Linked DNA regions of Homo sapiens: regions 1 and 3 are each linked to region 2. A link is a contact called in ENCODE Hi-C or POLR2A ChIA-PET data. All regions are on one chromosome and are shown on one strand. The core of a region is the stretch at or near the end of the contact, and the rest is flanking DNA. Distances in the headings are between cores, read along the strand shown. Region 1 holds the start of C1orf53 (chromosome 1 open reading frame 53). Region 2 holds the start of MIR181A1HG (MIR181A1 host gene). Region 3 holds the start of NR5A2 (nuclear receptor subfamily 5 group A member 2).

Region 1 (3,572 bases), core at 279-2,778, 1.0 Mb after region 2:
GCTCAGATTTGTCGAAAAAGAAAAACAAGCAGCTTGTTATTTACTGGGCTTACTTATGGTCACCTGGATAGTCATTTAACCTGTGATACTGACACTGATGAAACAAATGTGAATTTCCCGAGTGAGAAAAAGTTCCTTTCCTTCCCTAGACTGATTGAAAATTTCTTCACATGATACTGGTGTTTGCTCTAAGGAGAATGACACTTTTCTTTAATATCCACCATATCTATATTGCGAAGTATGAGAACAAATTATATACATTATTTTTAAAAGGAGAGCATAAACAAGAACAATCAAAAGCTGCCAGTCACTTCCTAATGAGTCTTTATTCAGTTTCAGCACTTGAATGGGTCAGACCGACAGTGGATTCTCAGGGCCTACTAACTGTCATTATTTAAATAAGTCAATTTTAGGCAACCTCCGGGATTTTCTTCTCTACCCCTTTGGCTCAAGTCATACCATATAATATTAGTCCCATCAAGTACTGGAGGCACACACACATAGCTTATTAAATGGGTTCATTTCATACTGCTTTTCTATCTTTATTATAGTCAGTTTCTCTTTTTTTCTCACTGTTTCTTTTGTAAAGGTAACCATGCTGCCTTTAAACTCACGCAGACTGTGTTAGAAGGCGTAAAGGGAGAGAAGTTTAGATACTGGTACTAACAGACAATTGTCAAATCCGCAAAACAGGAGAAAACAGCTGAGTGTCTACAAATGCCAGATTGTAGTTCCCTCTGCTCCGTTAAGAGTTAAGAGAAAGGACAAGAAGGCAATGGAAAAATTAAAATAAATGTGTCAATGTCTTTTTTTCTCACTCTAAGAATCACTGGATTGCTAAGTGTTCAACTGACAATGCAGAAAAACACACAACACATTTTTGTTGTGACTTCTCAGTCCCTCCACCTTCTCCATCAATTCCTTAACACCCCCTTCCGCAACACACACACACATACACCACAAAAGAGTGGTAGTGGGTCCCACACTGCGACCGGAGTTTAGCTCGGACGCTGATCGGAAAACAAATCACACTCATACTCAAGACAGACACAGGTTTCCCGCGAAAATGTCGGGGCTGGAAGTTCGTGTGCGTGCGCGAATGTCGCCCGAGGCAGGACCGCACCGGTATCCAGCAACCTTTGCCTCTGCCGGGCGGCCTCCGGGTCCGGAGAGGCCCGGGATGCGCAGGCGCGCCGAGCCCGGGGCGGCCGCGGCGGGGCGGGGCGGGCAGGAGGGAGTCTCACCGCGCAGGCGGCAGCGTGCAGCTCCGCGATCTGTCGCTCCGCCGCGGTTAACTCTTCGCTCACCGAAGGCCTCGCCGCTCTCTCCGGCCTACCGGGCGTGCTGGGCGCGGAGCCGCCGCAGTTTCCCTCGTTAGCAGGGCAGAGGGTTAAGCTGAGCTGCTGTCGGAACCCAGCTCTTACCCAGAGAGGTGCTGGCGGCGGGGCGGCGGAAGGTTGCCTGCAGAGCGCGGCACCCGTCCGTGCCCAGATCTGCCTGGCCGCCATGCCGCCGCCGGCCTTGGGAGGCGGAGCACCCGGCGCTGGGGCCCGGAGGGGCGACCAACGCGGGCCTGGGCGCGGCGAGCCGGTCTTGGGCAGCTCGTGGCCATCGCTGCGTGGGGTCGGTTCGCGCTGCCGTGGCAGCAGGTGGAGGCGGACGGACTGAGCCTTCTGCCTTCACCAGCGGGCCCGCTGCGGAAATAAAATGGGCTTTTAAGGCAGCTAACGAGGCTCTGATGAGCTGCCTGGACGGGGAAGAGCCTGGTGTTTCCACATCTTTGGACTTAAATTCTAAGCTCTTCCTTCTTCCCCCGCGCCCACCCAGCTGAAAGGTGGACATTTTTTGTTATGTCAGACTGGACTTGGGATCATTCAGTATAATCTCCACAACTGTTAAGATCCCAGAAAGTGATCAAAAGACCCGAGGTTTGTGAATAACCACCTTGGGCCTATCCAGAAAAGGCTGAGTGTTTCCAGGTAGTATGTGATAGGAATAAAGGTGGAAGCGGAGCCTTCTTTGCTTGGTTCTTTGGCCCACCCTAGAATAAGGGCCAAAAGTAAAATCGCACACTGAATAAGAAAAGGTGTTGTGTTCATGTTGCTGAATATTTACAAAATCCAACCTAAAACTATTATCTCCTTTCTGATGGATGAAAGTGATCTTGATACCGTCACATAATTGTATTTGAGAAAATTACGGCAAGCCCGGGAAGTAATTTCAGGTGTTAGGATTAAATTAACACCACCCCATCTTCCTACCCCCCGTCTGGGTTTCAAGAAAAGGAGGGCTGAAGAGTACCAATTTTGTTAGTGCTCTTCAATACTGGGAGGGCAGGAATTGATCTTTGAGGACAAAAGTAGATTATTCAGTTGTACAGGAGAAAGGCGACTAAGCCACTATAGACCATCACTACGTGTTTTTTGGTTTCTGTGTTTACCATGCAACCCTGTAGTCATATTTTCATTTTCTTAAATCTTAGTAGGAGGTGATTGAAACAACCCTATTGGTTCATTAAAAATCTCAGTGAATTAATAAATTGGTATTATATTTTGCAAATTGATTTTCTTTTTGTTGGAATAAAAAATTAGGATCTGGAGACTGTTAAGTAATCTGAGGAGAGTTTAAAATCTGGAAAGCGAAGGAGGGACCCTAGAGAAAGCTGTGGAAGAGTGGGACCAAACATGAGATCACCAAAAATGAACAACTGTGATGTTATTCACATTCACCATAAGTCAGGTCCCCGCACCAACAAAAACCTGAGATTGATTTACTGCATTGTCTTTAAAATTAAGGATCAGGATCCACTAATAGGCCATGACATCGATTCAAAGGGTAGAGACAGCATTTTACAGGAATGAAATAGACTAGACCAGATTTAAATAGAAAATAAATGGAACTATCTTATATAGATACATATCTTATATAGATACATATGTACAAGAGTACATATTGTTACATGAAACTTCTTTTGGTGAAGATGAGAGGGTGGAAGTGGACTGTACAGGGCTTGAACAACAGAGATCTTGTAGGTAACAGAATAATTCTGTATCTTGACTATGATGATTACAAAAATTTACATGTGATAAGATGCCATGGAGCTATACATACATTGTTTTAATGTCAAATCCCTGGTTTTCATATTGTAAGCATGTAAGGTGTAAGCATTGGGGGAACCTGGGTGAAGTAAACACAGTACCATATCTGCAACTGCATGTGAACCTGTAATTATTTCAAAATTTAAAAACAGTATTTTTTTTTTTGAGACAGAGTCTCACTCTGTTGCCAAGGCTAGAGTGCAGTGGTGCAGTCATAGCTCACTGCAATCTCTAACTCCTGATTTCACGTCATCCTCCTAGCTCAGCCTCCTGAGTAGCTGGAACTACAGGTGTGTGCCAACATGCTTGGCTAACTTTTTATTTGTAGACATGCGGTCTCCCAATGTTGCACAGGCTGCTCTTGAATTCGTAGGTTCAAGGGATCCTCCCGCCTCGGCGTCCCAAAGTGCTGTGATTACAGGTGTGAGCCACCACACCTGGCTTAAAAACAGCAATTTTAAAGAGATGTAGAAA
Region 2 (3,585 bases), core at 942-3,441:
TGACCTGGAAGGGTTCGGGACAGCATGAGGTAGGTGATTGGATTGTGGATCCAGGAAAGTAAGCAGCACTTATGGAAAGAAGCAAAAGTATTCAAAACAGAAGAGGACTAAAAACTCTCTTCCGATGCTATCTGGGACCTGCCTAACCTGTCCTATATGATACTCTGAGCAACAGCAATGTGTGCTTTAGAAAGTGCAGGTGAAGATGCTGTTGCACTTCAGTAATCACCTCCCATCTACAAACAAACCCCACAAGGGTTGCGGGAGCCAATGCAAATTTCCCATTTGTATGATTACAGCTGCTGCAGGAGGGTTACAATTCAGGAAACTCCTTGGTGGCTCTTGATATCTGGCTGAAATGGAATTTTTGACACTATTTTTGAAATGATCTGGTACTTATTCTGCTAAACAGTGGGTTTCAGATTTTGAACCAGCAGTAGGACTCATTAATACCCAGGCTGATGTTCTGAGAGCATGTGCCCCTTCAACTGATGTGGAAGCTCCTATGATTGCAAGACCCTGTGTGAGGCTGCTTGTAGGGCCCCAAGATAAATATGGTTCCATGACTGCTCCTCTGATGCTTATTTCCAGTCCCCTATGGATCACTTAATGGTATGATCTGGGTCTGAACCAAACAGACCCAGATAATGACATGACCACAGTTAATATTCCATATTTATGCCAAAATATTCTAATATATTAGACAAGAAAAAAAAAATGGAAAAATCAAGTCTTATTTAACACTGTGATGAGAATCCATATAGTGTGTAAAACAGATCAGAGCTGATTTGAATCACATGCTACCAGCTACCATCTACATAATACTGAGTAGTATACACCTCATTTCCTCATCAATGAAATCAGCAAAATAGAATAATTGACTCATTAACAGTTGTGAGAACTGAATGAGGGGCTCTAAAGGGTTTTGCACATTACTTGCCATACAGTAGGAAGGAACCTATAAGTGACAACCATCATTATTTGGAAGGACACATACCTAGTTGGAAAAAGTAGGTATGGAATCAGCCACTTGGGTTCAAATCCAGGCACTACCATGGTAGTAAAACATTTGAGTCTGTTTTTGCCGAGGAGAAATGAAAGTAGTCAAACTTATTCTATGGGTTGTACAATTATTGAATTAAATGAGAAGGTAACTGGCTCTTAGTAGGTACGTAAGACAGAGCAAACTAGTATTTATTTCAATGTTTCCTTCATTTATTTTGCATAACACGGTGGATCAGTGTTATGAAGAGAGTCACTACTGTCAGAGGCTACATTCCTCACCTTTAACATAGGGAATGTGAGACTTGATGACTTCTAAGGTAGTTTACAGCCTCTAAATCTTTACAAACACATTTAAGTATTTTTAAGGAATTGGGTGAATTAAAGAATCCTAGCAAAACTAAAAATACCTTCTGACTGGCAGTTTCTGGACATTCTGCCTTACATAAAGTGGTAAATTAAAGAGTGACTTTGATGGAGAAATATATTTCTTCTTTATCCCTTCTTAGTTAAAGCCCCTTATTTGATTTGTTTTGATATTGTTGCCTTTTATTATTTCCCAGAGTTATTTCTAGCCCTCCTTTCTCCAAAATGTAATAATTACTCAAAAGTTAATTCTGTTGTTGGTGTCACTAATGGACAATTTAGTTTATTAGTTTAGAACTACAATAAAGTCTCTGTAAATGTAAAAATAAAATTTGAAAATGCGTCATTGAAAATAATTGATTTTGTGCTTCAAAACATGACAGTTCTGCAAAGGAATATGATGATAATTTACTTTCTGTCACTTCCAAGGTTAACTGAAGGGAGAAAAAAATACAAAAAACATTTTTTCTGACAGGCAAACAGGCAAATTATAGACAAAACTGCAGGGCAGGGGGATAAAAAGAAAAAAGAAATCTTAAAAAAGCTGAGCTTCCAATCACCTCCCACCAGTCTCTGTGAAGGATGACTTCAGTCCCTTTCTTAACTAATTCTGTCACTGTAAAATCCTACAGTCATTCTTCCACACATAGAGGACAAATAAGCTCAAGAGGAGGATCTAGATGCTTTCAGTTTTAACTATTCACCAATGGTGGAAAAGGCAGAATGCCTAAGCTATGTCTTTGTGGCCAATAGGATAGCTCTGTATCTCTCACATGACTCACTGCCCCTGTCTTTCACATGGGCTGTAATTTAGTTCAATTCAGAACTGCAGATAGTACAGCTTCCACAGGAGCAAGGGATGTCTGAGCACAAGTGGCTGAGTTCCGAGTGACTTTATGAAGCACTTTCTACCTTCCTCTCCGGCATGAAAACAGGGATTCTGCACCTGCATCATGGACAGTCTGGCAAAAGCCTCTGCTCTGCCTCCGGGGACAAGAAACTAGAGCAAATAACCGTTTTGAAATTGTAAGTATACCTTTCTTTCCGTCAAGTGTACTGATTAAAATAGTTTTATGTCATAAACATCCAATATTTGAAGATTTCTTAAGGGTACTCTTTCATGTGTATATTGAAGGTTATTCAGCTGGCAGGAAAATATTCCAGGGACAATTGTTGCATACTTTATTCTGTTGAGGATAAAGAATTAAAAATAAAAGTCAGGCATTCCAAAGAGTAGCTGTAGGAGGCTGTGCGCTGGAACATCGCTCTAGTGTGCTGCTTTGTTCATAAGAAAAAATGAAGGCACACGCATATGTACTTAGTTCACTTCTTTTTGCTCTTTATGTCTAATCAGATTTGCTCTGTCCCCAAGAAAAATAAAAGACAAACTTTGCTGACTCCACTGACAAGGGCACCATAGACTTTCCAGACATCTGACAGTTATTATAATTAGCTATGAAAGACTGCAAAGACACTTGGGGGCAAATAGCTCTTAAATTCTGAACAATGGCTTCAAGCCAGGGCTTTATATGTTTTTTTAACCACCACTTTTAATTTTATAATAAGGATAGAGACTGAACTGGTTTCGGTGTTGTAGTCCACACAATGTGAAATAAAGTCCCAGCAGAAGTGAAGGCGACTGAAAGTGGCCAGTGTAAAGACAGAAGGAAAAGACAGCTTTCTGTCTTAGGATCTAGCCTTCCATGTATAAAGATTTTTTTTTTTTTTGAAATTCCTAATAGGGTGGAGTGAGGATGTGGGGGTGGGGAGGAAGCATGCGGAAGCTTCTTTATAGAAGAATGCTTGAAGAATAAAATAATTTGGCATTTCTTCTTTCTAGCAAGCAAAAGATATGATTAGCATCTAAGTTCCTTACATTCATAGTGAGGTTTTTTGATGGAGTTCAAACAGAAGCAACATACAATGCAGTTTTTAAATTTATAAAATAATTGGAAACAAATGGATAGAATGTTCCTGCATTACTGCTTTCTTTTTATATTCAGCTACAGTAATCTAGCAATACATTATGCCTTTACTTTTAGAATTATCCACATCCTTAAAAAGTTATAAGCTAAGTCTTATAAGAAATTAAAAGGCAAATCACACCAGTGTGATTATGACTGATGAAGATTTTGAATGACAAAGCCTCCAACAAAAAGAGTTTGTGAAAAACATTGTCCTCCTCATTTTTAAAAGAGAATATTAACTCCATCAATT
Region 3 (3,613 bases), core at 427-2,926, 1.1 Mb before region 2:
CTCTTTAATTCACCCATGGGGTGTGGGGGAGACTGTGAGGGATCGGCGTGCGTGGTCTCCCGACCCAGCTCAACTCTATTTTGGCAGCGGCCAGCTGGGGCTGCGCGCAGCAGGAGCCCAAGACCGCCCGCGCGGGCGCGAGCCCCCGAGCGCGCGTCCCCCGTGCGCGCGCAGTCCGCGTCTCCGGCCCGAGCGCGCTCTAGCTGCGGCCCCGGACGCGGAACCGGAGCTGCGCGGAGCTGCCGGGAAGGACTCCTTGCCTGCGCACCGCGGCGGTTCTGCCCGACGAAAAAGATGCGAAATGGTTGTGTGCTGCTCTCTCATCTTTCTTGTGCCTGTATTTTCTGTGTTATCTGCAGAACAATTGATTGTGTGTTACACCCTGCTTACCTTCCCCATGTTTTCTTTTTCGTAAGTATAGAACATTTTTGGTAAACATTTCCTCAAGTGATATACTTTAGGGTGTAGTTGGCCCATAAAAAAAGCAATCTGTGACTCCACTGCATTCTGTGGAGTCAGCTGACTAGGAAGGAAAAAAGAGGAAAAACTCAAGCCTTGATTTTCTTTCTTGTTATAATGGAGCTGAGACTCAGAGAGCTCATGACAGGCCCCTGCAAATTCGGAGGGAAATTCCAGTCTGAAAGCCTAGGCAAATGCTGCCAGAAAAGGCACAGGTCCTTCAAAAACTGGGGAAAGGCAGAAGGGCCTGACTTCCAACAGACAAATAATTACAGATCACTGGGAATCACTTCCCTTCAGTCCTTTACTTTTAGAATTAATTGAATGTAGTCTTGCTATAAAATTCATAAGTTTGTAACTCTATTTTTTAAATGAATAGTAGCTTTATTTACTTATTTCTGTTTGTAAAAACAAAATATACTAATTGTTGCGAGAAACAGTAGCTCTTCAAATCCTTTACTAATGATGGTCTAGTTTTTTTGGTTTTTTTTTTTTTTTTTTGGAGGTGGGGGCATGACTTTCATTCCCCAGGAAAATAAAATGAAAATTTTTTACGGTATAAGCAGAGAATAAGACACCATACTTTTGTGTGGGTTGAAAAGTAACAAATACTTGACAGCTATCTGTTAAAGTTTGATCAATGATCACTCAATATGATTAACTTGTTTCAAATTGTTCAAATTTTAGCTTATTATTTCTGATTAAAAATTATCAGAAAATATTAAAGTTGAAATTGATAAAGTATAAATTATATTTTCTGGCTGATTAGGGTATTAGAATGACACCAGTAAACACTAGATATAATGAATAATATTCATATGTTGAAATATCCATTTGCTTTTTTTGAACTGCAAGAAAGATAAATGTGTGATATATATACATAGGCTTATTGTGTGCTTTTAATAAACATAATAGGAAAAGCCATGACTTAAAATGCAAAATCCATCAACAAGATTAAATTATATGTATGTAGTAGCAGAATAAATAGATGATCAATAGAGAAACTCCTACTTACCAATAGGTGTAAGTCCGTGCTTTAAAGACTCTTGTAAATCCCCAGTATCTGAATTAGAAGACATTCTTAGTGAAATTATAGGCAGTTCTTTGGCTTAAAGCAGAAATCATTGAGCAAAAGAAAAGTGCAGCTTGTCAAATTTCGTGGCCTTGGGAAGGACACATCAGACTACAGTAACCCTTAGTGAAAGTTAAGAAAAAGCAAAGGAAAAAAAAAAATCCAGAATTCATAAAGTTACAAGCAAGTCTTTCCCTGGACTCTGTACTTTTTCCAACATTAGTGACCTGCTGTAAACCATGTATCCAGTTTCATGATGGTTTCTAATCAGAAGAATGGAAACTTTTGATAGGCTTTGACTCATCACATGACTCTATGCAGGTTGATAAGAGGACCCTGTTATAAAGTGACAGCAAAAGAGATAAGAATTCTTGCCAGATAATGGCAAAGAAATGATTAACTCAGAAGTGGAGAGGTGCTATGCAGCACAGAGAGTGGAAAGTTGTAAAACTGAGGGGTCAGAAGATCAGACTTAGTGGATAAAAACTGCAAACCAGCTAACTAACTTAGGCTAACTAAACTTTGGCTTGTGACATACCCCTTGATGTCATCACCTCTTTGCATAGAGGAGGACAGACATAGCTCTTCTGACCTCTGTAAATACATTTTAGATGATAACATTGGCAGACATTAATTCTTTAAGTGATGACTACAAATGTGATCGACACTCTGAAATACTACAGGTAGCATTTCCAAGCTTATGGTTATTTATTTATTCATGTTGTGGTCAACCAACTTTTTTATCGGGCCTATTCATTAGATGAGGAGTTAACCTTAGCTTGTTTCTACATTGGTCATATGGCTAAAACACAATCTATCTCTTTATCCCCAAAAGGTAAAACTTATGCTTTGAGATTAATGCTGGCAAAATGGTGAATATGTAACACATTTTTCATAGTTATAAAGTTATTATTCTTAGGCTGGGCATGGTGGCTCACACCTGTAATCCCAGCACTTTGGGAAGCCAAGGCAGGCGGATCACCTGAGGTCAGGAGTTCGAGACCAGCCTGGCCAACATGGTGAAACCTCCATCTCTACTAAAAATGCAAAAATTAGCTGGGTGTGATGGTGCACTCCTGTAATCCCAGCTACTTGGGAGGCTGAGGCGGGAGAATTGCTTGAACCTGGGAGGCAGAGGTTGCAATGAGACGCTGTTGCACTTCTCTCTGCAACCCTGGAAGAACACAATCCAAGATCATGCCACCGCACTCCAGCCTGGGCAACAGAGTGAGACTCTGTCTTCAAAAACAACAATAACAACAAAATAACAATTTTTTTTTTTTGAGATGGGTTCTCGCTCTGTTGCCCAGGCTGGAGTGCAGTGGCACGATCTCGGCTCACTGCAGCTTCTGTCTCCCGGGTTCAAGCAATTCTCCCGCCTCAGCCTCCCCAGTAGCTGGGATTACAGGGGCACACCACCATGCCCGGCTAATTTTTGCATTTTTAGTCAAGACGGGGTTTCACCGTGTTGGCCAGGCTGGTCTCAAACTTGTGACCTCAAATGATCTACCCGGCCTCCCAAAGTGCTGGAATTATAGGCGTGAGCCACCGCACCTGGCCAAAATCCTCAATTTTAATATTGACACTCCTTTTAAATTAAGTAAATGCAGGTTGTGTGTATGGGTACAGATAATTTTTAACTCAATATATAAACATTTGTTGTAATAAAACTTCATATATCAGATGATAGATTTAGCAGTCTTTGTCTAAAGATTCACATTACAGAATTTATGGTCTATTAATTTATTTAGAGATGGGATCTCACTCTGTCACCCAGGCTGGAATGGAGTGGCACAGTCATAGCTCACTGCAACCTCAGACTCATGGACTTAAGCAATCCTCCTGCCTCAGCCTCCTGAGTAACTAGGACTACAGATGTGTACCACCACACCCAGCTAATTTTTTAAATGTTTTGTAGAGACAGTGTGTTGCTGTATTGCCCAGGTTGGTCTCCTGGGTTCAAGCAGTCCTCCTGCCTCAGCCTCCCCAAGTGCTCAGATTACAGGTGTGAGCTACCTGTAAACCCAGGCCAGTCCTTTTTTTTTTTTTTTTTTTAATGACAGAGTCTTGCTCCATTGCCCA

What was found. A loop is a pair of places that touch in the nucleus more often than their neighbours do. ChIA-PET counts read pairs that join two places held with the same protein, here RNA polymerase II (POLR2A). Pooled maps may share reads with other maps.
Region 1: a map of CD4-positive, alpha-beta memory T cell shows a loop between it and region 2 (3-fold over the local background). The contact joins the promoter of C1orf53 here to the promoter of MIR181A1HG in region 2. A Hi-C loop is called at or near these places in 2 of 168 maps with a recorded cell type or tissue (CD4-positive, alpha-beta memory T cell and naive thymus-derived CD4-positive, alpha-beta T cell) and 5 of 50 pooled maps. POLR2A ChIA-PET finds 5 or more read pairs at or near these places in 1 of 52 experiments (MCF 10A).
Region 3: a map of Caco-2 shows a loop between it and region 2 (4-fold over the local background). The contact joins the promoter of NR5A2 here to the promoter of MIR181A1HG in region 2. A Hi-C loop is called at or near these places in 1 of 168 maps with a recorded cell type or tissue (Caco-2). POLR2A ChIA-PET finds 5 or more read pairs at or near these places in 2 of 52 experiments (OCI-LY7 and activated T-cell).

Annotation. Positions count from the first base shown.
Region 1 is chr1:197,900,586-197,904,157 of GRCh38, reverse strand. C1orf53 (chromosome 1 open reading frame 53) reads right to left here and starts at 1,528. Exons shown (of 3, transcript NM_001024594.3): 1 at 1,245-1,528. The coding sequence starts at 1,508. RefSeq lists silencers at 1,074-1,323, 1,494-1,643.
Region 2 is chr1:198,936,035-198,939,619 of GRCh38, reverse strand. MIR181A1HG (MIR181A1 host gene) reads left to right here and starts at 2,191. Exons shown (of 3, transcript NR_040073.1): 1 at 2,191-2,394. RefSeq lists enhancers at 1,891-1,940, 2,341-2,400.
Region 3 is chr1:200,025,773-200,029,385 of GRCh38, reverse strand. NR5A2 (nuclear receptor subfamily 5 group A member 2) reads right to left here and starts at 1,676. Exons shown (of 8, transcript NM_205860.3): 1 at 1,475-1,676. The coding sequence starts at 1,538. RefSeq lists an enhancer at 1-12.